Linked DNA regions of Homo sapiens: all the other regions are linked to region 2. Evidence: chromatin contacts called from ENCODE Hi-C or POLR2A ChIA-PET data. All regions are on one chromosome and are shown on one strand. The core of a region is the stretch at or near the end of the contact, and the rest is flanking DNA. Distances in the headings are between cores, read along the strand shown.

Region 1 (3,859 bases), core at 291-2,790, 1.6 Mb before region 2:
AAACTCTAAGTGTAGCAGAGAGAAATTACTGACAAATTCTCTCACAGTGTGGAGGGCTGTGCTTGGCACTAAATGATGAACAGGATTTTTCCTATCCAAAAGAAGGGGCATTCTAGGTAGAGGGAAAAGCATGTACAAAAGCTGGGGGGTCTAGGAGGCAGGCAGAAGTCAAGGATAAAGGGCTTTGTATGCCTGTTAAGAAGTAATGGTGGCCAGGTGCGGTGGCTCACGCTTGTAATCCCAGCACTTTTGGGAGCCGAGGCGGGCGGATCACTTGAAGCCAGGAGTTTGAGACCAGCCTGGCCAACATGGCAAAACCCTGTCTCTCCTAAAAATACAAAAATTAGCTGGGCCTGGTGGTGCACGCCTGTAGTCCCAGCTACTCAGAAGGCTGAGGCAGGAGAATCGCTTGAACCCAAGAGGCGGAAGTTGCAGGAGCCGAGATCACACCACTGTACTCCAGCCTGGGTGACAGACTGAAACTCCATCTCAAAAGAAAAAAAAAAGTAATGGTGATGGTGATTCAGTCAGAAAGCATCAAGCATCAGGACAATTGATAAAAGATTAGAGGGCAGTGCAGAAAATGAAACGCAGGTGAGGAGATAATGACTATCAACCAGTAAAGAAACTCCTGGAATTGTTCCGATGAAAGCTAGTATTTCAAAACAGAGAGGCAGAGATGGAGAAAGACAGGGAAGTTTTTCTTTAAAAACCAAAAATAAAACAAGACTGGGTGATAATACTGAACATACGAGATTGAAAGAAAGGGGAGACGACAAAATGCTGTAGGCTTTCTGCCTTATTTAAGGAAGTCAAAATCCAGCTTATAGTATTGATCTTGCTCATGAAGTTTCAGATAGGTAATTCTAAAAAGCCTATTTTCCTTTAGACTGTCCAATTATGATGACATGTATCAAAGTTAACTTATGACTACAATGGGCTGGGCATAAAGAACAGGAAGTCTGGTGTACACAACTTAGAATGCATCTGGAGTACAAAAGGAAGAAAGAGGCAAGATCTACTTCCTATTCCATGGGGCATCTGGAAAACTCCCTCAGGCGACCGCTCCATCCAAACACCTGGGATCTTTCTCAACCTTCTGATTTCTGTCACGAGGGCATCCAGCATAGTCCTGGCAACGCCGTAGGATCAGGGAGCATCAAATGAGATGGCACCTGGGGAAGGCCCGTGTGGCCCAGCGTCCACCACTAACGCCGTTCAATATCTACCTCAACTCCCCTCTAACGCGAGAATGTGTATGAGAGAGGCAGGGAGAGTTCGGAGTAAAATTAACCCGAATGGACAGCGCTTCCGCCGCGTTCGCTGCCACAAATGCTGCAGACCCGACGGAGTGGAGGCAGAAAAGGCCCTGGCGTCCACTCGGGAAAGAACGAGGTCAGGAGTCGGTCCTGCACATCGCGTAGAGCGAAGAGACGACACCTACCTGACCATAGACGCTCCCCATCCGCCCAGCAACCGTGGTCCATGCTGCCTGCGTCCACCGCCAGCGTCGAAAAACCGCCGTGGTGCCCGCGCACAGTGCACCGCGCCTGCGCATGGTCTCCAAAGGCTGAGCGAGGGCCTGCCAGTGCGCATGCTCCGCTCTTTAGCGCTTCCTGAGCAAAGTTTGAACGCCTCTCGAGTCCAGTTGGCTTATGCGCATGCGTTTCTCTGGTGCAGGTTCTCACCAAATCCAGAAGCGGCGGGCATTTGAAATGATGTAAGCCGGGAGTCGCTCTGCCTGCCCGTTTCTGCGCTGCACTGGCCGACACTTAAGCACTGGAAGAGAGGCCTGGCAGGAGGCGGCGCAGTGGACACGCGGTCCGAGGACGGGGGCCTCACCCGCCGCCCCACGCTTGCCTCTTCCTGGGATGCCGCAGGCGGGGCCCTAACTCACAGCCTCCTCACCCGGGCTCGTGTCTGCGCCCGCGACTTCGACTGGGAGGAGCTTCTGGCGCCACCTGCGCCACGGTGCGCCGGGCCGCCGGCGACCGGGTCGCTGCGCTCGGCGACTGCCGCGCTCCTCGGGGAACGTGAGGGTCTGAGTCCGGGATCCAGGAGAGCAGTTGGTGTCGGGTCTCTGCGGGGGAGCGGGGCTGCGAGGTGGAGGCGAGGACCGGGGTGGGCGGAGGCGGGGTAGGTCTGGCCGGGAAGTACCCGAGGCCCCGAGGCATGAGCGGGGGAAGGTGACCAGGACTTGGAATTTCATAAACGTCCCCGTCAGGCGTGACGGGTCGTCAGGGCTGCTATCAAAGTCAGTCCGCCCATCTACCCTCAAACAAGCCACCTCCTCTCCACCAAAACAGGCTGTGTAAAAAGTCCAGCTATAGACGACCGCCGTCGACTTAATTTCGAAAAAGATACACTTTGTCTTCTATTGTGTTCTGCTCCTACTCCTGTGCACACAGTAGGTGTCCAGTAATGTATCCGAGAATCAATTGCAGGGGACTGAGTAGAACGTTGATGATTGAGGAAAAAATAGAGGGGGAAGCCCTGATGTGTGATGCCTCCATTTCCTTATGAATTCTGTGTTGAGCATTTGTTAGAATAAACCTCATGGCCTAACAAGTGGGTTTTGAGCCATGTTCAGAAACTATACTGTGTGATGTTTTCACCTGTTTTCTTCTCAGCCAGAATCTGGTGATTTAGAAGAGAAGATTGAACAACCAAGATGAAAACCCCTGCTTCCTTTACCTGAGGTGTGGCCCTGATGGAGGTGAAGAAATCGCTTCTATTGGCATTTTAAGTTCAGCAAGAAATATGGAAGTGTACTTAGGAGAGGAGTACTGTGGAACCAGTAGGGGCAAGAATGTTTGTACTGTCTTGGATGACAGTTGTGTGACTTGTACACGGGAAAGTGTTCTCCTGAATTGGTGTCTTTATTCTGTTCACCTTTTGCAATATTGATTGACTCTCTGACATTGATGTTTACATTAGAGAAGAGAAGATAAAAACCTACTATGGCATAGAAGGTTAGACCATTAAAGCATCTTCTAGGCAATCTAGTTCAGCTTCCTCATTTTTAGGAATGCAGAAATTTAGAGCTAATAAAGGAGAGGTGAGCCTGGAGAGGGTCATACTAGTTAAAGTGTCCAGGCAAGAGTGCAGTCCTTATTGCTGCTTCTTGACTCTCTCCATAAACTCACAATGGTCTGTTTTCCAGAAATTAATTTGACAGTCAGTCTGAAACTTTGATCACATATTTTTTAAGGAACCTACAAGCCCAAGGTGGTGCCACACCAGCCTATTTAGTCCATATTCAATGTGTTATAGTTTGATCTTTTCCCTAGTCCCTTATAGGAACATTCTACACTAATCGCGCCTTAATATAAATCAAAACGTCAACTATTTTACATATTGTGCATATTGGAAATAATAAATACACGACACAGGGTTATTGACCAGGTCACTTGAGAAGGGATCTCAACTGTTTGTCCCCTACCAGGCAAACTGAATCTCAGGATTTAAGTAATGGCCTGGAAACAATTTTTTTTTACTGCAGCTGTTTAAACTGATAATTTATATAAGTGAAAAAATAATTTTTATTCTATTTTCAGTAAACGCGAAATTATTTTCTACAAAAATTACTTAATATTGGCATCCTCCACTCATGCCTGTAAAATAAAGGTAGGTCATCACTAAATTTTAACTAATTTGACAATTGCAAATGTATGTATAATATACTTATGTACTGTTGGTTTGTTCATACAGTTAGTCCAACTTAGTCCTTGTTTATCTTTATATGAAACTATGGTGCCAAGAAAACCACGTTTTGTCCCCATTATGTTTAAAAAGACAAGAATTAGAGAAGTTGCAGAGAAAAGCACCTAAAAGCTATTTGGACTGGTACCCTGAATAT
Region 2 (3,542 bases), core at 993-3,492:
TTTTAGCTTCCAGAGGCCACCTGCATTTCTTGGCTCATGGCCCCTTTGTATTCAAGGCCAGTAGCACGGTATCTTCACACCTCTCTCTCTGACCTCTGCTTCTGCTGTCACACCTCCTTCTCTGACTCTGACTCTCTCCTGCTTCCCTCTTTCCCTTATGAGGACTCATGTCATTATACTGGGCCCACCTGGACCATCCAGGATAATCTCCCTACAGGAGCATAGGCTCTGCAAGATCTAAGTCCCTTTTGCCATGTCAGGTAATATATTTAGAGGTTGTGGGGATTGGGAGGTGGACATCTCAAGGGGGCACTATTCTGTCTACTGTAGTCGTAGAAATGAAAAGGGACTTGCCCAAGAGTACCCACAGAGCTGACTGAAAAGAAACAACTATGGGTAGGCTCACACCACTGGCAGAAGCACCCCTTTTCCTCCTCCTTGGCATGAAGCTAAAGCCCAGCCATTCTCCAAGGTCCATTTCAGGCTGCCCCTGCCCAGAAGCCACAGCTGCCCTCCTAGGCCTGCAGAGGTCATCCTCTTGACTGTGTCTGTGTCACTCATTGCCACTTGGCACACATTTGGTCAGCAGTCGTGAAGGTCTTCCATTGTTCTCTGCCCAGTCTTGATCCTGGAAGGCAAGGATCACACCCTAGAACTTTTTTGTGCCCACTGCACAGAGTAGGGTCTCAATACGTGTACGGTTCATGATGTTCCTAGCAGATTCTCCAAACTGACTCACTCAGCCCCTGGAACACTAAAAACTGCATTTCCCAGACTCCTTTGCAGCGTGGGCTAGGTTCCACCAAGCCAGACACAGTGAAAGTGAGTGGGTGGCCACAGGTGGAGGGCACAGTGGTGGATATGTTTTGTTCTTTTGGGGGCAGCTATGCTGGGGGCTGCACTAAGTGATGGGGCAGTGGTCCCAATGGAGTAGTAAAATTAAGTGTTTCTCGTGGCTGCATGGCTCCTGGCTGTGTAGGACTTAGACCCGTCATCTGTAAGCTCCTTCACCTCATGTAAACAAAACCCCTCTAGCTGGAGTGGTGTCTATTGTCTGCGACTAAGAACCCTTATATAAGGTATACTACTCCCCAACCCCATTAGTGGAAATCCCAAAGGGTAGGAACTGTATTTTATTTCACTTGTAAACAGCTCCCCTAGTAAGCATGTCAACAAAATATACACAATTCATTGAACCCCATAACATTTCAACGAATTCCTCATCCTTTCTGTGAATCAAGAGCCTGAAAAGAAATGGTGAAATAATATGATCCTCTCTTCTTTGAAAGCTCAAAGCTATGTTGGACCAGAAGTAAAGTGTTCTCGTTTCTATTTAATAACTTGAAAGGTTCCGAGGGGCCATTGAGGAAACTCCTCCCTTTTAATATCAATGTGTATTTATTGCAAAAATAATGTAGCATCGAGTGGTATTTTATAGCTTATCCAAAAACCTCCTGGGTTTAACGCATTGTGATAGTCCCGTTTTCTTCTCAGCCCAGGTCCTATGCATCCTCATCTATGCAGGGCTGTTATCTGCATATAATTTTTTTTTTTTTTAAGACAAAGTCTTGCTCTGTCGCCCCGGCTGGAGTGCAGTGGTGCAATCTCGGCTCACTGCAACCTCCGCCTCCCAGGTTCAAGCGGTTCTTCCGCCTCAGCCTACCGAGTAGCTGGGACTACAGGCATGCGCCACCACACCTAGGTGATTTTTGTATTTTTAGTAGAGACAGGGGTTTCACCATGTTGACCAGGCTGGTCTCGAACTCCTGATCTCAAGCGATCCACCCGCCTCAGCCTCCCAAAGTGCTGGGATTACAGGCATAAGCCACTACGCCCGGCCTCAATTTTGTATTGTACTTTTTCTTTCTTTCTTTAATAGAGACAGGGTCTCACTATGTTGACTAGGTTGGTCTAGAACTCCTGGGCACAAGCTGTCCGCCCGCTTCTGCCTCCCAAAGTGCTGGGATTGCAGGCGTGAACCACCGCCCCTGGCTACAGGTGCCTTCTTGTCTCAATTTGCCTTTGACCTTTCTTAGGGACTTGTTTTCTGCTTTTCCTGCTCTTTGTCCGCTGATCTCCTGGGAAGAAAGCTTCCGAAAAGGACACCGTTTCAGGGGCGAGTGACGCCGGGGTGCCCAGGCCGCGCCCCAGTTCCGGGTTTGCACCCGGTCTTCTTGCCCTGCCCCGCCCGCGGGACTACAGTTCCCAGGCGCCCCTGCGCGGCCGCGGCGCCGGCGCCGGCGTCGGTTGGGACGCGGAGCTGAGGAGCAGGGCCGGGCGCCATGGCACCGTGGGGCAAGCGGCTGGCTGGCGTGCGCGGGGTGCTGCTTGACATCTCGGGCGTGCTGTACGACAGCGGCGCGGGCGGCGGCACGGCCATCGCCGGCTCGGTGGAGGCGGTGGCCAGGTGAGTGGGCCCCGGGACGCCGCTGGGGCCGCCGAGCTCTAAGCTCAGCCCGCTCCCTGGCTGCCGGCAGGGGGCGGGGCGGCAGGGGGCGGGGCCGCGGCGCAGGCCCCGCCTCGGTCTCCCCCTTCCCACCCCGGTGCGCGCACAGTGCTGACCACGGACGACCCCACTGTTGCCCCCGGCGAGCACCAGGACTCTGCTGGTTAGGGCTGCGCGGTCAGACAGGGCGGCCACCTGGTACGTGCGCTGCTGAGCGCTTGACCTGCGGCCAGTCTGAATTGAGATGTGCTGTAAGCGTAAAATGCATACCGATTAACAAGACTTAGCCGGGCGCGGTGGCTCGCATCTGTGATTCTAGCACTTGCAGAGGCAGAGGAGGGAGGATCGCTTGAGGCTAGGGGGTTGGAGACCACCCTGGGCAACATAGGGAGACCCCGTCTCTGCCAAAAATTTAAAAATTAGCCGGGTGTGGTGGTGCACGCCTGTAGGCCCAGCCACTTGGGAGGCTGAGGCAGGAGGATCGCTTGAGCCCAGGAGGTCAAGGCTACAGTGAGCTGTGATCACCCCACTGTACTCTAGCCTGGACTGCAGAGCGAGACGGTCTCATAAACAAAACCCCCAAAAACACCAGACTTCGTGAGTAAAATGTAAAATAAAAACATGAAAATGGGTTATGTTGTTTGCCTGTTGAAATGATATACTTTTTGTTTGTTTTGTTTTGTTCTTTTCAGATGGAGTCTTGCTCTGTCGCCCAGGCTGGAGTGCAATGGCACGATCTCGGCTCACTGCAACCTCCGCCTCCCGGGTGCAAGTGATTCTCCCCCTTCAGGCTCCCGAGTAGCTGGGATTACAGGCACCCGCCATCATGCCCAGTTACTTTTTTTATTTGTTTTGTTTGAGACGGAGTTTTGCTCTTGTTGCCCAGGCTGGAATGCAGTGGTGCAATCTCTGCTGACTGCAACCGCCGCCTCCCAGGTTCAAGCGATTCTCCTGCCTCAGCCTCCTGAATAGCTGGAATTACAGGCATGTGCCACCACACCCGGCTAATTTTTTGTATTTTTAGTAGAGACGGGGTTTCACCATGTTGGGCAGGCTGGTCTCTAACTCCTGACCTCAGGTGATCCACCTGCCTCGG
Region 3 (3,714 bases), core at 337-2,836, 1.5 Mb before region 2:
TGAGCCTAGAAATTCGAGGTTACAATGAGCTATGGTTCCACTCCAGCTTGGGTGACAAAGCAAAACCCTGTCTCTTAAAAAAGTGGGGGAGGGGCAAATTAAGGAGAGGGACCTTATACTGGACCAATAATGATAAAATGTCATGAAATAAAGAGTTTAACTCATTGCTCTTCACTTTCAGTCCAAAGGAAAATGAGATTATTTGTAAGTGCTTCATACAAATTATATCAGCTTTAGCAGGTTACTCGTCATATTTTGACACAGTATACACTGATTTTGTCCTTACGTCTTCACATTTTGAACATACCCTTTACAGGTAAGAAGGAATTATCCCCTAAAATATAAGGATAAAAGAATCTGGAATCTAGGCCCGACGCGGTGGCTCACGCCTGTAATACCAGCACTTTGGGAAGCCGAGGCGGGTGGATCATTTGCGGTCAGTTCAAGACCAGCCTGTCCAACATGAGGAAACCCCGTTCTTACTGAAAATACAAAAATTAATTGGGCAGTAGTGGTGTTCGCCTGTAATCCCAGCTACTCGGGAGGCTGAGGCAGGAGAATCCCTCGAGCCTGAGAGGCGGAGGTTGCGGTGAGCCGAGATCGGACCACTGCACTCCAGTCCGGGCGAGAGAGTGAGACGCTGTCTCAAAAAACAAAAAACTGTAATCTGAATTCAATTTTTCTACAACACACCCCCAGACAAAAAAAACTTGGCCAGCCGCGGTGGCTTGCGCCTGTAATCTTTGGGAGGCCGAGGCGGGCGGATCACAAGGTCAGGAAATCGAGACCATCCTGGCTAACATGGTGAAACCCCGTCTCCACTAAAAATACAAAAAGTTAGCTGGGCCTGGTGGCAAGCGCCTGTATTCCCAGCTACTCGGAGGCTGAGGCAGGAGAATGGCGTGAACCCAGGAGGCGGAGGTTGCAGAGGTTGCAGTGAGCCGAGATTGCGCCACTGCACTCCAGCCTGGGCGACAGAGCGAGACTCCGTCTTAAAAACAAACAAAAAACAAAAACTTGTTTTGTACCTCTCCATAGCTTAGTATTACTTTTTAACACAAACACCTATTGTTCTCTGTCTGCATGCACTGGAATTGAGGTCTGTGGATGTGCCTTTCCTGACAATATTTCTTCACGCTTGCTGCCCACTGGTGCTGTGAGGGCACAATAACGAATGTTTACTTTGCCCTTGCACTCTTCACATCTGGGAACCGCAAAGGAGCGCGGTGGTCGGACTGTCAGCCTCGCCTTCTATTCTTTGATTTCCAGTAACTTATTTTCGAAAGATTGCTGGAGGGAAAGGCTCAACGTCTCTTTTGGGATTTTCCTAAGCAGAAAGACCTCATCCTAACAAAACTGAGGCGCCAATCCTACTGGCTGGCAACTTTCGGCAGGGAGGGTGATTCTATTTGAAGATCAATCCTAACTCTGGGACCCCTTGGGAATGTCCAGGAGCTAGGAACGCAGCGCCGCGGTCTCTCCAGCCTCTGGTCCCTGGGAGCAAGCAGGGCACCGGTGGAGCAGGTGCCTCTGGGGCCGCACGGAAACCCAGCTAGGCCAGTTCCTCCACTGCGCCGGTAGGCGGCGGAGACGCTGCGCGTGCGCGCAGGGCAGACGGTAGAGCGGAGACGACGCTCCCAGACTCCTCCGGTCTCCCCGGGCAGCATGAAGACCGCCGAGAACATCAGAGGAACCGGCAGCGACGGGCCGCGGAAACGAGGCCTCTGCGTCCTCTGTGGCCTCCCCGCGGCAGGAAAATCGACTTTCGCGCGCGCCCTCGCCCACCGGCTGCAGCAGGAGCAGGGTTGGGCCATCGGTGTTGTCGCGTATGATGACGTCATGCCCGACGCGTTTCTCGCCGGGGCAAGAGCGCGACCGGCGGTCAGCACGGAGGGGCGGGGCCTGGGCCGCGGGGCGGGGCGGGGCGGGGCGGGGCGGGGCGGGGACACTCGCGTCCACGCGGTCCTGGGTGATTTGCCATGAGCGCCCATTGCTTGGTGTGGGAGGTGAAGTTCGAGAAAAGTGGAGCTGGGTTAACATAGTTACTGCAGAGGGTGAATGCGTTGGCTGTAGAAAGTGGTTACAAAGCCAACTGTTAGAACGATGCATTTTAGATGCTTATCTGTATATTTGATGCATGTATATGTTGTATATTCTATACAGTTGAGTCTTCAGACAGGGTCAGGTTCTCAAGTCAGCGTGCAAGGTGGAAAGCCCCTATAGTCAAATGCACTGTCGAAAATCCCTTAGGAAGTTTCTCCTTAGGAGAGGGAAAGAAGTTCTAAAACTTGAACGTCTAGCTACGGGTGGATTCAGGTTTTGTAATTTGAGGAATCCTCTTTAAGAAAAGGAATAAAAACTATAAGTAACAAAATTTCTGGGGTCCCTCAGAACGATAGAAAGAGGCTGTACAAATGCATTATCAGACCTATGAAGCTTAATCTTTGTTCATCTCAAAGTAAATCTGCCTCTGCCAGCTTTGGGAAGGATGGCTGTTTCTTAGTTGACCACCAGAGGAAGTAATGGGTTTGTATTTACGGAAAAACTTGTATGTTCCAAATACATCTCTTTAAGCCCTCCTCATCTCACACTCAGCACAGTGAGATACATCCTCTTGGAGAAGCATGTGGAAACTGAGACCACTGGGGGAAGAGTAGATTACATTCGTGTTTCTCATGCTCACTCTTGAGTAAATACTCTTTGAAATATTCTGAAATGTTAACATTATTATTTTTGTTGTTTAATGCCTAATGTAGATGAATTTACAGAAATCAAATGCAAATGTTATGTGACTCTACTTTCTAAGTATATATACAAAAATACAGTACATTTGGTGCATGGGCTCTCCAGCAAGGTGTATCTACTTTCTCATTCTTGGTTAATTGTGAAGTAAGTGCAGTGTCAGGATAGCGCAGGATTGACCTGGATGATAGTATTTTCAACACTTCGGAGAAAGCTGAAAGTTGTCGATAGGGATTGTTGTATTTGCTGGCTTTCCCTTCACTTGTATTATGTTGTTTTTTCCACGCTTTTCCTATGGACAAAGACTGTGGGACTCATCTGCTCACTTAGGAAGTGATATGTGTTTCCAATTTAGTGGGTTTAGCTGATGTGTTTGTTGTATGTAGTGTAATCTCAGTGGTGGTAAGGCATGGGCAGGCAAGTGAGAGTTCTCACTCCCCTGTCCTCGTGTTTTCCCTCCAGCTTAGATTTCTTAACTATGTCAGGATTCTCCACAGCCCTTGACCAGCACAAGATTACTTGTATTCTCAAGCTGTTTATTCCCCTCAGTTTGTTTCCTCCATCTTTCCCCATCCCATATCAACTCATTTGTTAGCCTGAGGTCTTTTCTTCTTGACCCAGAGACTTTTCACCTGATCTTTTTGCTGTCTACTACCTTTCCCATTTCAGGGGAAAACCTGCATTATTATATCTTAGCCAGACTATTTTGACTCCACCTTTCTCTTGGATGATAAATAAGTTCTTTCATTTATTCACTTATTCAGTCAGTCATCCATTTAATATACATTTCTGGAGCACCGACCCTCTGCTGGAGGCTGAGTATGCAATGGACAGTGATCTAGCAGAGAGAGAAGTGTAAACAAATGCTTAAACTGTGTAAGCACTGCTAGAGTGGAGATATATGTATAGAATGGGGTTTCATGATGGGCAAGGGAGAGGCTGAGCTGCCTTCTGCATGGTTGAGTCTGAGAA

Evidence for each region. Hi-C counts contacts between places; a loop is a spot of excess contacts on that map. ChIA-PET counts read pairs that join two places held with the same protein, here RNA polymerase II (POLR2A). Pooled maps may share reads with other maps.
Region 1: a loop to region 2 is called in a pooled map, with 17 times the contacts of the local background. The contact joins the promoter of FAM24B here to the promoter of LHPP in region 2. A Hi-C loop is called at or near these places in 1 of 37 single-sample maps with no recorded cell type and 7 of 50 pooled maps. POLR2A ChIA-PET finds 5 or more read pairs at or near these places in 1 of 52 experiments (PC-3).
Region 3: a pooled map shows a loop between it and region 2 (11-fold over the local background). The contact joins the promoter of PSTK here to the promoter of LHPP in region 2. A Hi-C loop is called at or near these places in 1 of 37 single-sample maps with no recorded cell type and 9 of 50 pooled maps. POLR2A ChIA-PET finds 5 or more read pairs at or near these places in 1 of 52 experiments (activated T-cell).

Annotation. Positions count from the first base shown.
Region 1 is chr10:122,878,041-122,881,899 of GRCh38, forward strand. FAM24B (family with sequence similarity 24 member B) reads right to left here and starts at 1,541. Exons shown (of 4, transcript NM_152644.3): 1 at 1,445-1,541. FAM24B-CUZD1 (FAM24B-CUZD1 readthrough) reads right to left here and starts at 1,601. Exons shown (of 11, transcript NR_037915.1): 1 at 1,445-1,601. It also overlaps the pseudogene C10orf88B.
Region 2 is chr10:124,459,581-124,463,122 of GRCh38, forward strand. It overlaps LHPP (phospholysine phosphohistidine inorganic pyrophosphate phosphatase), which reads left to right and starts at 2,243. Exons shown (of 7, transcript NM_022126.4): 1 at 2,243-2,407. The coding sequence starts at 2,283. RefSeq lists a silencer at 2,123-2,582.
Region 3 is chr10:122,978,815-122,982,528 of GRCh38, forward strand. PSTK (phosphoseryl-tRNA kinase) reads left to right here and starts at 1,587. Exons shown (of 6, transcript NM_001363531.2): 1 at 1,587-1,881. The coding sequence starts at 1,666. RefSeq lists an enhancer at 1,599-1,918.